Regions from separate parts of the Mus musculus genome. Here region 2 is linked to region 1. The links are chromatin loops, found by intact Hi-C in ENCODE. Cell type or tissue: heart. All regions are shown on one strand.

The links. A loop is a pair of places that touch in the nucleus more often than their neighbours do. Peaks named below come from ENCODE experiments on the same cell type or tissue, not always from the same donor. Only the 100,000 strongest peaks of a DNase experiment are listed, where the experiment ranks them.
Region 2: it touches region 1 in a loop (2.1-fold over the local background); 2 of 42 quality-filtered maps call a loop at or near these places.

What each region holds. Positions count from the first base shown.
Region 1 is chr14:48,354,437-48,362,436 of GRCm38, forward strand. No RefSeq gene overlaps it. Among named protein-coding and RNA genes, the nearest start is that of Tmem260, 88 kb to the right of the region's middle. In heart, a CTCF peak has its summit at 4,543 (motif pointing left); no DNase peak of the experiment used is centred here; H3K27me3 peaks cover 4,643 bases.
Region 2 is chr14:48,242,249-48,250,248 of GRCm38, forward strand. All of the region lies in intron 3 of Peli2 (pellino 2), which reads left to right. Among named protein-coding and RNA genes, the nearest start is that of Gm52144, 40 kb to the left of the region's middle. In heart, no CTCF peak of the experiment used is centred here; a DNase peak (open chromatin) is centred at 4,203; H3K27me3 peaks cover 4,414 bases.

The DNA.
Region 1 (8,000 bases):
TCTTTTCTATCACCTCTGATTGATTAATAATGAGCTGATTCAGCCTATAGCTGAGCAGAAGGGAATAGGGCAAGACTTACAATCCTAGTCAGGGGGTCCCAAGCAAAAGGAGAGAGGCAGAAAGGAGGAAGAGAGAGAAGGAAGGACCAGGAAGATTCTCCATGAGCCGATGGTCAGAAGAGTCTCCATGAGGACACACATGGAACAGAGCAAGCCGGGGCAAGACTCCTATTGCAGGGGAAGGGCCATGTGGCTGGCAAGGAGGCAGCCATAGAGGGTTAGAATAGATGAGTGCCTTCCCAGAACCGTGCCTGAAGCTTGTTAATACATTTATTAGGTCTCTGTGTCATTTATTCAGGAGCTAACACAGGCTAGAGCAGGCATGGAAATGTCCTGTCATTACTTGGGAGCAAAAAGGGTAAAGAAAACCCCCAGAATTACAGTTCTACCATCTCACTGGCCCACATTAACAAATTTTGTGTGCAACTTGGTAATTTTAACTCCAATGTTGTTTATTTCAGTGATTACCAATACAGCTGTTTCTGCCATGCTCCTCCACAGTTTAACCACCTACTGGACTTCCATTAATAAGACAAGAATGTGCCTTCTTTGGTTTTGTTTGACCCTTGTGTTTTGTATGCATTACCACTGTCAGTGCAGGTATGCAAACATATGTCTGAGCATGCCAGAGATCTCCCTGCCTCAGGGATGCTGGCATTAAGGCATGAGCTACCATGACCGGCCCCATATTTTTCATCTAAGAAAAGAAATCCCAGTATCTTTACATTACGTAAATATACTTTTAAGTACTAAAGAACTCAATCAGAGCACTCTGTGTGAACTAAAATAGCAAACTGGGTTTCATGAATATGAATAATTAACATGCGTTAATAACAGAATATAGAATGACATTGGCCATGGAAGGAAGATTGAATCCACCAGAGTCCCTCCAACTACTGCCTCACAAGACAAATATCTGTTGTCTTGTGGTTTGGGGAAGTTGGCTCTAAGAAAGAGTTCCTGATCCCCAATATAAGGCAAAGACCAGGGCCTCTTCAACCCAAGAACTCTCCTGGTAGGTTTGTTCCATGGCACACAAACCTCAGCATCAGGTATCTTGAAAGTAGGGCTAGAGCAAATGAGATATTAATCTGTGGTGGGATTTCATTTGCACAAAGCTGTAGTCAGCACAGTTCAGACACATTGTGAGGCCCTGGGAACTTGTTTGTGCTTGTGTGCAATGGCTATTTTGGCTGTTGTGGGGCTGCCTGAGGGATAACTTCCAATGTAGGGAAGGGTTTTGCCACTTGGGGACTGGGCCATGGTAAGCAGCAGAAAGCCAGGCATCTCACGGTCCTGGGGAATACTGAACCTTGTAGCGACTCCAAGAGGCAAGGCTTTCCTGTGCCTGACTGGAAGACCCTTTGCTTCCCCTTGCCTGTGAAACAAGGGTGAGAGGATTTAGTGGAAATCTTTTCATTTCCGCTATTTGGTCTGGAATCCATTAACTTGGGTGGTCCTAAGTCTATTTTGTTAAAGTTTTCTGTTTATCCTTGCATCGCTAATAGATTTTTTTGGGAAGTTTTTTGTTTTCTTTTCTTATTTTTGGTTAGGATAGGGCGTTCACAGCAAGACAGATTGAAGCCATTCATGCAGCTTTTAGTTTTTTGGTTTTGTTTTTGTTTTTTTTTTTCAGAATAAATGTTTGCCTCTATAAAGCGTCCAGATTTATAAATTGAGTGATTCAGTTTTAATAAAACTAATTTCAAAATTCCTTTTGCCGTCTGGGTATCTGACACTGTTGGTCTTCTAAGACTCCTTTAGATCCTTGGTCTTATAGGAACTTGGTAAACTCCTGTATGTCTGTAAAGGACCTTTATGTCTATAAAGGACCCCACACCTGCCACCCTCCCTGATATTTAATGATAGTGCTGCAATCCTGGAAAGTTCCAGAAGTCCTCCCTCTGTCAGAACAGGACAGCCTGGGAGTTCAGAGTCTGTCTCAGGTTTCCTAACAGCCCAATGTTTTCCTTCACATCGACCAATAAAATCTCCATTAATTCATCTTTCAGATTAACCAGAGCTGCTGTCTCTGGTTGGGTTCTGGAGACTACAACAGGACTCTCTTCTACGGAGAACCAAAGATGCCCATGTTTAAGTAGGAACTAAGTGGGTGGGTGATGGGAAAGACGTGCTGACCGTCTCCCAGAACTCCGCTATGTGGTTGGAATATAAAACACCTCTCATTGACTCAGGTGTTTGAACATTTGATAAATTCCAGCTGGTAGTGCTGTTTGAGAAGGCCATGGGGCTTTAGAAGGTAGAATTATAGTGGCAGAACTATGTTGTTGGTCAACTTACAGGTTGTTTTAGACTACCCCGCTTGCTATTCCCTGTCTCGTCCTGGATGTGGAAATGTGAGGAGCCAGCTTCCTGCTCCAACTACTGTGCCTTCCCTGACTATGCCTACACCTCTTCTCCATGATGGATTCTAGCCCCTGGGACTCCGAGCTAAAATTAACCCTTTCATCCCTGAGTTGCTTTTGTCAGAGGTTTTATCACAGGGCCAGAAAAGAAACGAAGACAAGGAGGAGTGGCCGTCCTGCTTCTGGAGAGATCCACTGGTTACTTTCAGAGTTGTCTTCCTCCTCTCCTCAGCCTCAGCTTCTGTCTTTCGAGTAGGTCTGTCCTTCATCTGTGCTAAGTGTGAGAGCTCCTTGGGGCTTGGCTTCGGTTCCTCTCCTATGGCTTTCTGCAAACAGCCAAAAGGTCGTCAACTCCTGGACCATCATCTCCGGACCTTCTTTGCTCCGCTCCTTCCATCTGGCTGTGCATACGACGTCTCAATTTCTCATCTATCTACAAGACCTAAATTCACTTTCCTCCGGGACTTCCTATCAAAGTCAGAATCTGTAAGTCACACCAGGGATTCCCCGTCCCTCGTACTCTACAGGCTGCCTGCGCATCTCTGAGTAGTCATCTGGTGACTTTGTCACTTCTTACCCTCTGTCACCGCTCACAATCCACACTGCAGTCATTTCTCATCCAGACTCGAAACAGCTTTTCGCTTGCTCTCAGGTCCACTCTTATTCCCCTCTCTCGTTACCCCATTGGCTCCCAAGCACCCACCTGACTGAGTTGAGCATCACGGGAAAGCATTAGCTTTCTTCCTTGGGCTGCAGCCACTCTGCTGGCTCTTACTTCCCTGCAACAAGCCATGTTCCAGGCCTCTGCACCCCAGCCTATCACAGTCGTCTCCCCTTTTCTCCTTGCGCCTGCAGACCTCCTGCCCAGTACACAAGTGCACACAAGCTCAGGTTACCATCCATTTATCCTGCATAGCTTGTCTCAAATATCCTCTCCTCTCACCCATTTCCTGTTCCTGGGCTAATCGCTCACACAAGATCATATTCTGGATATGTGTAGCTCAAGTTTAGAATTATAGGCGATCCTCCACATGCATGGGGTCTCTTAATTCACAGAATAAATCATCCACAATTAAAATGTTTGGAATGTTTTTCAGCTATACTCAATGTGTGTGGATTTTTGTCTTTTCACTGTTACATAATACAGTAGAGTTATTTATGCATCTCATTAGATATATGATCAGTATCTGAGGATGACTGAAAATACACAGTATAGCCTGTACCAGCTATGTTCAAATGTGCTTCCATTCTATATAAGACCTGAGAATCTATGGATCATGGAATCTTTAGAAAGTAATGGATTCCTAACCCCTTATGAGTTCCAAGGGGCACCTGTATATACCTTCATTCAGTTAGTGGTCCTTATTGAAGTATCTGCTTTATGCCAGACACTTTCTAGACACTCGAGAACTGCTCAACCAATAGAAAAGTAAACAGGTATATTTTTACCTAATTGTTTAGATCTACTTATTTTTACTTTGTGTGCATGAGTGTTTTGCCTGTATTTATGCATATGCACCATTTGTATGCCTGGAACCCACAGAAGTCAGAAGACCACATCAGATCCCCTGGAAGATGGTGGTTGTGAGCCACTATGTAGTGCTGGGTCCTCTGGAACAGGAGCCAGTGTTCTTAACCACTGGGCAATCTCTCTAGCCCAAACTTGAATATTTTTAAATATTTCAGAAACAGAAAGTTTTAAATTACTATTAACGATATTCTTTTAATTGTTACAAGTTAATTTCCATGCTTTCCACCTCCATTCCATCCATACACTGGACTCTATACTTAATGGGAACTAGGACTATGTCTGTTTTTGCTGACAAGCACTGTCAGCCATCATTGATAGGATCTGTCAGGGACTCAACACCTGGGAAATTAATGAACACTCAGATCTGTACACCGGCAAATGAATGAATGAATAATTTTTACACTTGAACCGGTTTAAAGTGAACTGTGATACTTTTAATACTTCCAATATTGTGATAAATGATCTGGGTGGAAAGTGCATATGCAGTCCTCAGGGATACCTTTCCCTTCTCCATTAACCTTTAGCTGTCAGCAGCTCTTCCCGCTGCCCTGCATCTCAAGAAGCAGTTGAACATTGCTGCCATCTTTTGACCAAAGACAGTGCCACAGGTACTAAAAGCCACGGCTAGAATATGGGATTCTCACGGCTGCCTCGGAGTGCTACGAAAATCTCACCACTGAGGTCAATCCTTGCCTAAAACCCCAAAAAGATGCTGCCCGCTCGGAGGCAAACAGTGCCCGTGCTCCGTGCCTGGCTCTTCTCTTCACTTGTTGGTTTGTGGGGTTATCGGCCTAGCCCTCTACGTCTGCATCCCAATGCCATGGTATATAGCCTCGAATGTGTGAACAACTGTGTTCTAGCAGAATATCTGGAGTATGGTCACTCAGAAGATCCTGGATGCTGTTGCAACAAACTCCCTTCTCCAAAAAAAACCACGCATCCTGCTCAGTGGTGAGTTTAAGGAATCCACCATGCACCAGCGCAAGATGTCTGCCCTGCCCTCCTTCCTACTTGCATTCTCTCCTCTTTTTCTTTTCTAGCTCCTTCCTTAGCTACCTTTCTTACTCTCAGCCCCATTCTCTGCCCTCTTGCCTGCGCTCTCCCCTTCCTTTAAAGTCTACCCAAACTACTTTGGAGGGGGTGCTGCCAGAATCCTGTCCAATAAAAGTATAAACCTCTGGTTGCAAAGAAACCAGAATTTACATTTGGGATCTCCCACCACACCCGGTAAATGTATTAAAGGCCCTTCTGAAATAAAATATTGGGAGAGTCTTTGTACGTAGTCTGTGTAACTATGTTAAGAAAATTACGACAGATTCTCAGAGGGCTAAAATATTGATTTGGGATGAGATGGTTCGGTGGGTAAAGACACTTGTTGCCAAACCTGAAGGCCAAGATTAGATCCTTGGAACCTACATGGTAGAAGGAAAAAACTGGTTCCTGCAAGTTGTGCTCTGACTCCTACACAAATGGCACATGTGTATACATGCATCCACTCCCACACATACACAGAGATGCACATGCATGGTAAATGTTAAAAAATAATTATTTTTAAATAAATATTTGAAAATTATATTCCTTTACACAAAGGAAACTTGCAAATTTGAAAATCTACCTGTGTTACCAGGGAGTCTTTGCATATTTCGGAATAAAAGACTGTAACTTCCCAGCATCCCAAGAAATTTGACATCTTCCAACAACCATAGAGATGAGACACATTGAAATGGTCTCGTGAGGATAGTCTAGGTCTAAAGATCATATGGGCAGGCAAGTGATGTGTAGACCTGTTAAAGCCATAACTAATCCTTACCTTCTCCGAGAGATGTTTCTAGCAGAGCCTGTTTTCAGAGAAGTGAAAGTATTGGATAATCTAAGAAAACAAAGCTGTAGAGATAAGAGGTTTGTCACTTTCTGGTCAAAACAAGAAATCCATTTGTAGCCATGGTGACCATCTTGTCCCATGTATGGGCCTGTGTGTTGACAAATATCTCCTCTCTTGAAGGAGAATTTTCTCTCAATTAGGCAGGTTGTCATTTCTCTGACATAGATCGAACGATTCTAATTGTCCAAATTTAAATTTTACTTTTGAACTTATGATTCTGTTAGTCATGTTCAAGGGAAAAAAATCATGTTTTAAGCAGCAAGCTTCCATCGTGACGAAGAAAACAAAACAAAGCATCAATTTCTCTGATTTTATATTCAGAAGCTACACCAATGTAGTCTCATTTACTGAAAATACTGCCCTTCGGAGCCTTCACGGAGGCATTTGGAAAACTCAGCTGGTGCCTTCGCCGCTTCCTGTGGGTGGCATAGTTCACCAGAGATAGGGCAGCTTTGTGCAAAGGTTTATTCAATCTGGGCCAAATAGCGCTCAAAGTACCGAGCAGCACACACCCTCTGTAGTTCTCCTGCCCACTTCATGAAACAAGACACCCACCAGCAATTTTCTGTGCTGACAGACTGGGGACAAAACCCCTGAGCAGAGGAGAAATGGAAACCTGGCCGGCTTAGGCTGGTCACTTGGGAGACTAACGTTGGACACGGAGCACCTGCCTGATATCACCTAGCTATTTCAAAATCTTTCCACGGTGTGCTGTTCACATGGGACTCTGTGTGGAAGACAATGGCCCATTCTTTTCTCTCAAGTTTAGCTTTCCAGGAGGCCCCCTCTCTGGAGAGCGCTGGGTCCTTGTGGTGCCTGGGGTTCGAGAAATGGGAACTCACTGCTGAAGGCTCCTGTGTCTCAGATGGAGAACAATGGTTCTTGGGCCGGAATGCCTGGCAAACGTCTGTGTCTCTTTACTTTGTGAAGCATCTGGTGTCTCTTTATCTATCACATAGGTTCCACCTGCTGACCCAGTTAGACTCCCAGCAGCCCACTGAAGGAGAAACTACTGAGGTCACAATCCCACTGCTAGAGATGGTGATGTAGTCTCTTGGATTTGGCTTCTTCTGAGTCAGGGTTGTTAATCCTCCTTGGGTGATTTTTAACATGCAGCCAGGATGAAGAACTTCTGTGTCAGCACAAGGAGACATTAATGGATTAGGGAAGGTGATTTATTGATGTGAAATATTAAAACAAGTTGAAGAGCTATGGGATGTCTACTGAATTTTATCAGGTGCTTGAAACATTTTGGAATAACTTTATTTACATTAAAAACGATTTTGTGAGAGAGGCTGAAGACATACAGAGGCTCACCTGCCCCCTTTCGATGCAGTGCAAGGAGGGGAAGATGTCCAGAGACACCCCCACTATACCACAATAGCGCACGGGTGGGCTGTAGACATCTAGAGGCCCACTTGCCTCCGCAAGTGGGTAGAGGAGATCATCCAGTGGTCCACCAGCCACGTGGCCCGCCCTCAGTGGGAGCCACGGCAATTTGTAAGGATGTGATGGACAGACAGGAGAGAAAGAAAAGCTGAACAGCTTGAACGTAATGAAGAGAAATGGAACTGGAGACACAAGGATGGAAAGGAGTAGCTCCTTGTGAGTAGCCGGCCCAACACGTGAGGCCATGGTGAATTCCAGCCCGTGCTGCTACTCAGGGCCATGTATGAGTCCGTGACCATGTAGCAGCAGGGGTCAGGTATCAATGTTTGTGGCTCTTATTGCCACTAGTGACCATAGGGATGCCCTGGCCTGGACAGCTGACTGGGGTTACATAAATGTCCAAGGGCTGTGTAGAACTGGCCCTGCCCCTCACTGACTATGGCACACTGGAGAGCTGGCCCCACCTCTCACCAGCGGCAACACTGGGAGAGTGGACCCTGTGTCTCACCTGGGCCACAGAGAGGAGCTGGCCCTGGTTGTTTGAGGGTGGACGAGCCAGCCCAATGGGGGAGGGGGAGGGGGAGGAGGGAGGGGGAATAGAAACCCACCACTCACCTATTGCAGCACTTGGGAGAGTGGGCCCTGTATCTCAACTGGGTAGCACTGACTCTGGCAGTGCGAGTGTGGGGGTGAGCATGCCTAAGGGCAGGAGAACCGACCTTGCCTCCTGCCGGAGGCGGCATTGAGCGGGCTAGCCTGAGCAATGCTGTAG
Region 2 (8,000 bases), 110 kb before region 1:
AGACGGTCAAGTTGACACACCATCAAAGAATATAGCAGCTGTTCATTTTTAAAGGACATTAAATAGCTCTTTAAAATAAGAAAATACACTGTACCTTTCCTACAAAACAAGAGGATATGTGATCTTAATTAGTGGAGGAATGTTACTTTTCTCTTGCTCGATTAGAAAAGGAATCCAAAGACTTTCGTCAAAAACACGGGAGAGCTAGGTAAGTCTGTTATGCATTATAAACCAATGTAAGCTCTGTGGGGCAGAGATGTGGAAATGGCTGGGGAAAAACTGAACTGTTCACACACTGGACTCAACTGTGATCTTCCCAAGGGACAGGTTTTCTCTCCCCAGATTATCCCAGGGATGTCCTTTCCTATGTGCAACATGACAGCGCACAAAGCTCTTGCTCCAAGCATGGCTTAAGAAATAACCAGTTGGAGCCCATGCGGGAAGTTCAGGTCCAGCAGTACACCAGAGCCCTGCGAGGCCATCGTGCCGAGCAAGGGAAAGCTCTGAATACAGACTCGGAGCTCAAAACAGAGACTGGTGGAGCGAATACCAAGGCCACTGTGGATAGCGAGTCCTACTCTTAGTATTAGAGTTAGTTAGGATTGCTTAGTGTGAAGTGTCAAACAATTAAGTCATGGTATTAAATACAGGCAGTTATGCTAAATATTGCATTAATATTAATATCGTTTTGTTAAAATGGTGCTATTGAATGACTGAAACAATTCTTAGGTACACTAAAAATCTCTAAAAGGATACACAAACATTGTACAGTAGGCAGCCAGCTTTGGGAAGGAAGGAGTAAGAGGTGGTGTGCAGATTTGGAGACCACGTGAAGCTAAACAGTTCTAGACAGCTGCACACTAAATGACAGATATAACCATATACAGGCTTAGTTATTCAAATGCCAGTTCAGACCCAGAAGCAAGGTCTCTGTTATTTATATACACAGTATTAGCAGCAGCTCCACTCTCTGTGCCATTCTGTGCACCACCTAAATGGCTCTTGTTGTGCCAAGGACGGGCACATAAGTTCTGTCATATTGTTATGGAACTTTATAATGATGTTTATTGCTTGGGGAAAGTGCCCATTTTCAGTTGCAAAGCCTTTTTACTACACGTGGGCTGGAAGCATCCTCAGCCATAACTCAGAGGGTCGTGACTGTTTGACAGCTGCCCCTCATATGTTCCCAACCTTAAATCAACAGTTTGCTGTCTGTCTGTCCCACGGGGAGTGCCCAGGCAGGTGCCACACCCGAGTGTAAGATGGTGCACTCCTTTAAGGAGCATCTTGAGTAATTCTCTACAGCCATGCAGCATCCTTTGATGAAGAGTACAGTCTTCTTCATGCCCTCTCCTTCTCAGAGTGAATTAAAGATACAATTGGGTGTTTTTGTCAGCTAACTTCTGAGTGTTTCATTTTGTCATAGTAATATAAGTATTCAAGATCTAATAAAATGGATAGTTTTTCACCTGTAAATATGTAGCAATGTGGAGGCACGGTGTAGACTCACTTTGAAGCACCACGGTGCTTGTCATTAGTACTTGATCCTCCCTCTCCACAGAGGTCATCACAGTGTGATGGAAGTGCCATCTTGACACCTTTATTTTATTATGGAAGAAATTTGGGCTTTCAGACTCAGACTCCTTGACAGGACATAGCCTTGAGAGCCTTCTGGAGACCAGGGTTCGTGCTTTTTCAAAAGGCTGACTTGTAGGGTAAGGAGATGGTTGGTTGGCAAAGTGCCTACTGTACAAGCATGTGGACCTGAATTTGGTCTCCAACACCCACATAAAAGCCAAGTTTGGTAGAGAACTATAACCCTGGCTTTGAGGGGCCGGAGATGGGCAGATCCAAGAGCTCCTTGGCCAGCTAGTCTTACCAAGTTGGTAGGGCTCCCAGAAGCTACAAGGTTAGAGAGAACCAACTCAGGCAAGTTGTCCTCTGACCTCCACACAATGCCTTACATGCCCGCCCCTCGCTCATTACTCCTCTGCCCCACATACACACGCTCACACATGTACATGTGCACATGCACACACACATGCGCGCACACATTCATGCACTCACAAACACTCATGCATTTATGTGTGCGCACCCACCCCTTCACACACACACATGCACACACTGGCAAAGAAAATCAAGGGTAAATCATGGTGACAGTCACAGGGAAAGACATGGCATTGACGTCTAGCCTCTGTGCACACACACAAACATGCATTCATACAACCTCTTTGCATACACAAACAGAAAAAGGAAAAATACTGATTTTTTTCATAGCCTCTAAATTTTTAACCTGAAAACTCTAAATTTTTGAAGGAAAAAGCAACTTAACTGAGGTCAGAGGTGACTGTGTCAGAAGTAAGCTTCGGGTCTTTGTTTTCCACACAGCACCAATGCTACCTCCTTATAGAGAGAGGCAAGACAAATAAGACTGTAAGTGTCTTAAGAAAACACGACACTGGTGGGTTTTCCTAAAATAATCTGGTGTTTGTTCTTTTGTTTGTTTGTTTTTTTAATGTGTCTCTGTGTGACAATGTATCCCATCTGTATGCAGGTGTCTGCCAAGGCCAGGAGAGGGTGTAGATGTGGAACTGCAGTTACAGAGGTTGGGAGCTGTCATCTGTGGATGCCAGGAACCAAATTTAAGTTCTCTGGAAGAACAGCTCTAAACTGCTATTTCTCCAGCCCTGTAATATCTACCACCTACTGACTACTGAACAGCGTTGTGTTCCGAGTTCAGTTTTGGTTTGGTTTGGTTTGTTTGTTTGTTTGTTTGAACAGGGTCTCTATGTACACAAGGCAGGATGTGAACTCACAACCATCCACCTCTGCCTGCCTTCTGGGTGCTGGGATAAAGGCAGACGACACTGCCCGGCTTTACCTCCCTTTAACAAGCGGGTATGTACAAAGTCGCAAACAGTCCAGCAGCTGTCCTAGGACGGGCCTCAGCATGGGCTGCGTTCTGCAGACCTCCCCATTAGCTTGATGTCAGGGTCGCGTGGGTGCCGTGGAGTGTCAGCGTGAACAGTCAGGGTTAGGTGTGGATTTAGGGATTTAGAGATTGGTAGAGTTTGAATTCATAGAAGCAAGCAAGATCTTAGTTGTTGCTTTCTAGGTTTGGAATAAATGAAGAAAGGAAATAACCTCTCAACAAGAAAGTAAAAACAAAAAGCCGGGCGGTGGTGGCGCACGCCTTTAATCCCAGCACTTGGGAGGCAGAGGCAGGTGGATTTCTGAATTCGAGGCCAGCCTGGTCTACAAAGTGAGTTCCAGGACAGCCAGGGCTACACCGAGAAACCCTGTCTCGAAAAAAAAATAAAGAAAGAAAGAAAGGAAGGAAGGAAGGAAGGAAGGAAGGAAGGAAGGAAGGAAGGAAGGAAGGAAGGAAGGAAGGAAGAAAGAAAGAAAGAAAGAAAGAAAGAAAGAAAGAAAGAAAGAAAGAAAGAAAGAAAGAAAGAAAGAAAGAAAGAAAGAAAGACCTGAGTGAGTCAGAGGAGACGTGGGTGCCTTACACTGTCACTCAGAGGAGACAGAGGACCAGGTGTGCTCTGCTTATGAGGCCAGGAGACTGGCTTAACTTACATACTTCATTATAGTTCTAGACAGTAGCATTTCATTAACATTGATTAGTAATACCTCCATTTTAAGCTATTCCTTTTGGAACTTGTCCTGTACACACACATACACAGCATCAATTTATGGTTGAGAAGTACTAAGACCATCAGACCATCAAAGGTATGTGTTTTGAGCTAGATGAACAAAGTAGAGTGCCTGTCTACAGTAATGATGACTGGAGCCAAGAAGGGAGAATGGAAGTCCACGGGAAGACTCACAGACAGTTCTTGGGTTTGATTTTTAGATTGAACAAATTGTATGGCAGCCATTGCCATCCAGAGAGGGGCTGCTGGCTCAAAGTTTTTGTTCATAGCTCGAGTCACACCAGGGATGCTCAGGAAGCCTAGGATAGGGTGGATCTGCTAGTTGGTGGCTCCCAGAAGAGCCAGATTGGAGCTAGTGAAGGCGATGTGATGGGAGAGAAGAGAGGGGGAAGAGCTGAAAGTGTTTGCAGGATAAATACCAGGGGCAGATGTGTTCAGGCTTGCAGCCTGCGGTTAGCAGTGTACACACACACACACACACACACACACACACAGAAGGGAGAGGGCCAGGCAGCCAGCTGGCCTGGGCTGAGAAGGGAAGTTGATCAGGTGACTGTGGTTTTCCACGGTGCATTACTGGTGGGTGAGAGCTGGTGACACAGGCAGACAGGAGCAAGTCAGGCATCCAGTGGGGGTCTGTGCCCACTGTGCTGGCAGCAGGATGCCTGGTGGCAGGAGAAAGTTCCAGGAGCAGCTATGGAAACCTTCATAGCAGCTCAGCATGGCTGAGACGGTCTAAGCCAAGGGTCATTTTTCTAATACTCATTTTTATTCTATTTTTTAAAGGTTATCAGTGACAGGCTCGAATTTTTAACAGAAACCAGAACAGATCTGTGCCTTTAACAGCAGCTCAAGGAACTCCAGAGTGTGTTTGATGAGTGCATGATCCAAGACGAAGGAGTGAGTGAGGATTCAGGGGAGACAATCAGAGCAGAGCCACGAGAAAGGACTCCCTCGGCATCAAAGGCACATCTAAGAGAGGGCTCCTAGATTGAAACAACCATGATTTTTCTGTGTCGGAGGGTGGGGGGGGGAAGGTGAGAAAATAAATGTATAGACTGAGGGAGAGGAGAAATGAGACCGGCCTCTGTACCAGTGCAGCCCCGGCTTCTTGGGCCCCTTCAACAAATACGCTTTGATTATATATAAAACTTCAAGTATGGCGAGTGAAGCTCTCGCTACAGCCATTCTCCGAGTGCCTGCCAGCATTCTATGAATAGTAGATGAATTCAGAGACATCTTGGCTTGGGTACCACTCAACTGTCAGATGAAATTTAGAGGCTTCTCAGCTTGTCTACACAACTGCCTGTAAGAGAAGGGGGAAGCTGATCCAACAGAAGAAATGACGGACGGCAGGTTTCCCATACCAACCAGGCGTTCAGTAAGAAAGTGGCTGAAATTTCTTTGCTGGCAAAAGCAATATGAGGCTTGTGTCTTAAAGGAGAAAAATCACACTAGTACCCCAGGGATAAGGTGCAGTCGGAGGAGAGGCGATAAATCATAACCTGGCCAGCCAGATAAGAGCAGGCTTAAAATCAGCTTAAAGTAACCGATCCTAGCAGGATCTTTCGGTGGAAATAGAATTTCGGGTCTTTGAAGTCAGTTTAAGTTGAATCATGAGACATGAATTTAGTGACTAGGGGAGAAACTCACAATGTTGCTCTCCTGGAGGGAAGTAATGGCTGTGGACATAAAGGGCCGGGGCTGAGAAGTGGGCCTCAGTCCCACATCCCTTGCCTACCCGTTTAAGATCAGTGTGTGGCATTTTAGATGTGCAGTAGCGTTTAGCTTACAAATGAGTGTGTAAAGTCCCGCCTCTCCAAGACTGGTGGACATGAGGACCCAGAGTGTATGAAGTCCCCCTCTCTTCTTTGAGACTGATAGACATGAGGACCCAGGCTTCGGGTTTTGTGACGTGGCCAGGAAAAGAGTAGGGCTTCTCATTTATTTCACCTCTAGACATCTTTATGACTAAAAGTTCGGGATGAGGTATGATGCTGAGTTTGAAGAAATCGTATTCTCTCCTTTTTATGTTTCTATATTTGTTTAATATTTGAAACATTTGTTGACCTTTCTTTTAAAAAATAAAACTTAAAGAAAGGTGAAGAAGAAAAGAAAGGTAGAGCTTGCCTCCACAAGACCTACACAAGGTCAAACTAGTCAGTCATTCGTGCGTGGGTGTGGGAGTGGCTCACGGGGCACGCCCCCCCCCTCACTGAGGAGCAGTTGACGGCTGCAGCTCCTGGGGAAGGTAGGGTTGGTGTTCTTTGAGGTTGGTGACTCCGGTAGGTGGACTATGCCTTACGCCAATGCACATGTGGACATCAGTAACTGGACTCCAGCTTAAGGAAAAAATAGGACAGGAAGTTGGGATTGGGGGCAGGGATATGGAGAGGAACCCAGGAGGGGCTGGAGTGATGAATAGGGAGAAGATATAATCAAACCACATTATAGATGTACACAAAAATTCTAAAATAACAAATGCGAAATACCGTAGTTTTAAAAGAAAAGGAGCCACGCTTTCATTCTGTGCTTTTGTATGTTTTTATTTTGAACTGTGCATATATAAAACTATAAAACTTATTTTTAAATTTGTTAGTAAGTAGTTTCAAGTTTAAGGACAACAACAATAAGACTCACCGCTCTGTCCGTCACTAGAGCTAAGTTATTCACCAGTGTTGAAAACAAAGCAGCAGAGGGAAGGTTACACAACCCTAGAAGGATGAATTAGATGGTACGGTTTTATGGTATCGCTAATAGAAAATTTTATTAAGCAAGTTGTAAGTTTTCTAAGCCTGAAATGCATACCACTAAGCAGTACATATCTGCTCAAGTTGATGAGTTTCAGTGAAACCAGTAACCTCACTTATGCCTGGCACATGTCATTAGAACAGCGAATGAAAGGCCATGTAAAAGCAAGAGAAAATAGATGTCTGGTGGATTTACGGGGGTAGTAGTCCATGCGTGAGCACATACAGAACACATTTACAAAGGAACTTAGGGACACTCCTGGGAAGCATGCGGAGCTAGGTGACATAAGATCTCTTCTTTTTACTTTATCCATTTGGATTTTCTTTTAAAAAAAAAATCATGTATTTTACATTGCTTATCTTCCAGGCGCAGAATTCACGATCTGAATACAAACACCTTGGAAATTGATTTTCATGGCCTTATGTGCATCCGTGTCAGGGCCCATGTGTTCCTCCCACACACAGCTTCTCAGCCAGTCTGTTTTCAGGCGAGGACCTTAGTGGTGTATTTAGTGAGGAATTCTTCATCTTCATGTAAATGGTTTTGATTGAAGGCCATGTTTGTCAGTGCCTCCAGGCAGACACACAGGGAACACCAGTACATAAATGTTTAATGTCCCGTCCTGAGGATTCTCCAACTCATAAGCAAATGTGTCTTCTAGTTCGCAGCGGAAAGCAGGACCTGTTTTAGTGGGATCTACTGAACAGGAAGGGCTGTTAGAACTCTTAAGATTCTTATGAAATACAATCTCTTGGCAGTTTTGACATCTTACCAAGGAAAGGAAGACCCTGTAATACTGGTGGCAACTTTTAGACTTGCTCCAGAGAGGCTTCTTTTTCATCCATACATGAAGTACTAAGGACAGCTGTTTACATTTTCCTTCACTCATATGCTGAGCTTTGGACTAACTAGGATAAGCCCCTGTCCCCTGTTCTTAGGGTGACTGAGCAGTGGCAGCCAGCTCTGTCCCTCTGTCTCAGGGTAAGAGCTTTGTGCAGTGCTGGGCATGAGTCATGGGCTCTGACTCAGGGAGCCCAGCAAGCAGAGAGTTCCTTTGATTTAAAGGTTTGATTCCTTCAAAAATAGCAAACAAGAATGATTTGCTGTAAAAATAATTTTCGAGTGGATCCGAGATAGCAAATCCAACATCATTTTTCAAGAATAAAAAACTGAGGTTTCTCATGATATTTAAAATTGGTAGACTAACTGACATAAAGTTGCAGAAAACAAAATTAATAAGACCAAGGAATCTAGTCTGTAGCATTATAGCTACAGTGTTGTGCATTTGTGTGCACCCATCTCGGGCTGAAGAGATCGCTCGATTGGTAAACTGCTCGCCTCTCAAGCATGAGGACCTAAGTTCAAGTCCCAGAACCCACAAAAAATGCCAAGGGCGGTGATGTGTGCTAGTAATCTCGGTGCCAGGGAGGAGGAAACAGGAGGCTCGCTCTAGCTGGCTAAGCAGCCCACCCAGCCTGACTGGTGAAGAGCAGCAATGAGAGACTGTCCCAGGAGGTAGGCGGATCTTTGAAGATGACAGCTAAGGTTGTCTTCTGGCCTCTCTGTGCATGTTGGTCTGCACATAGACAC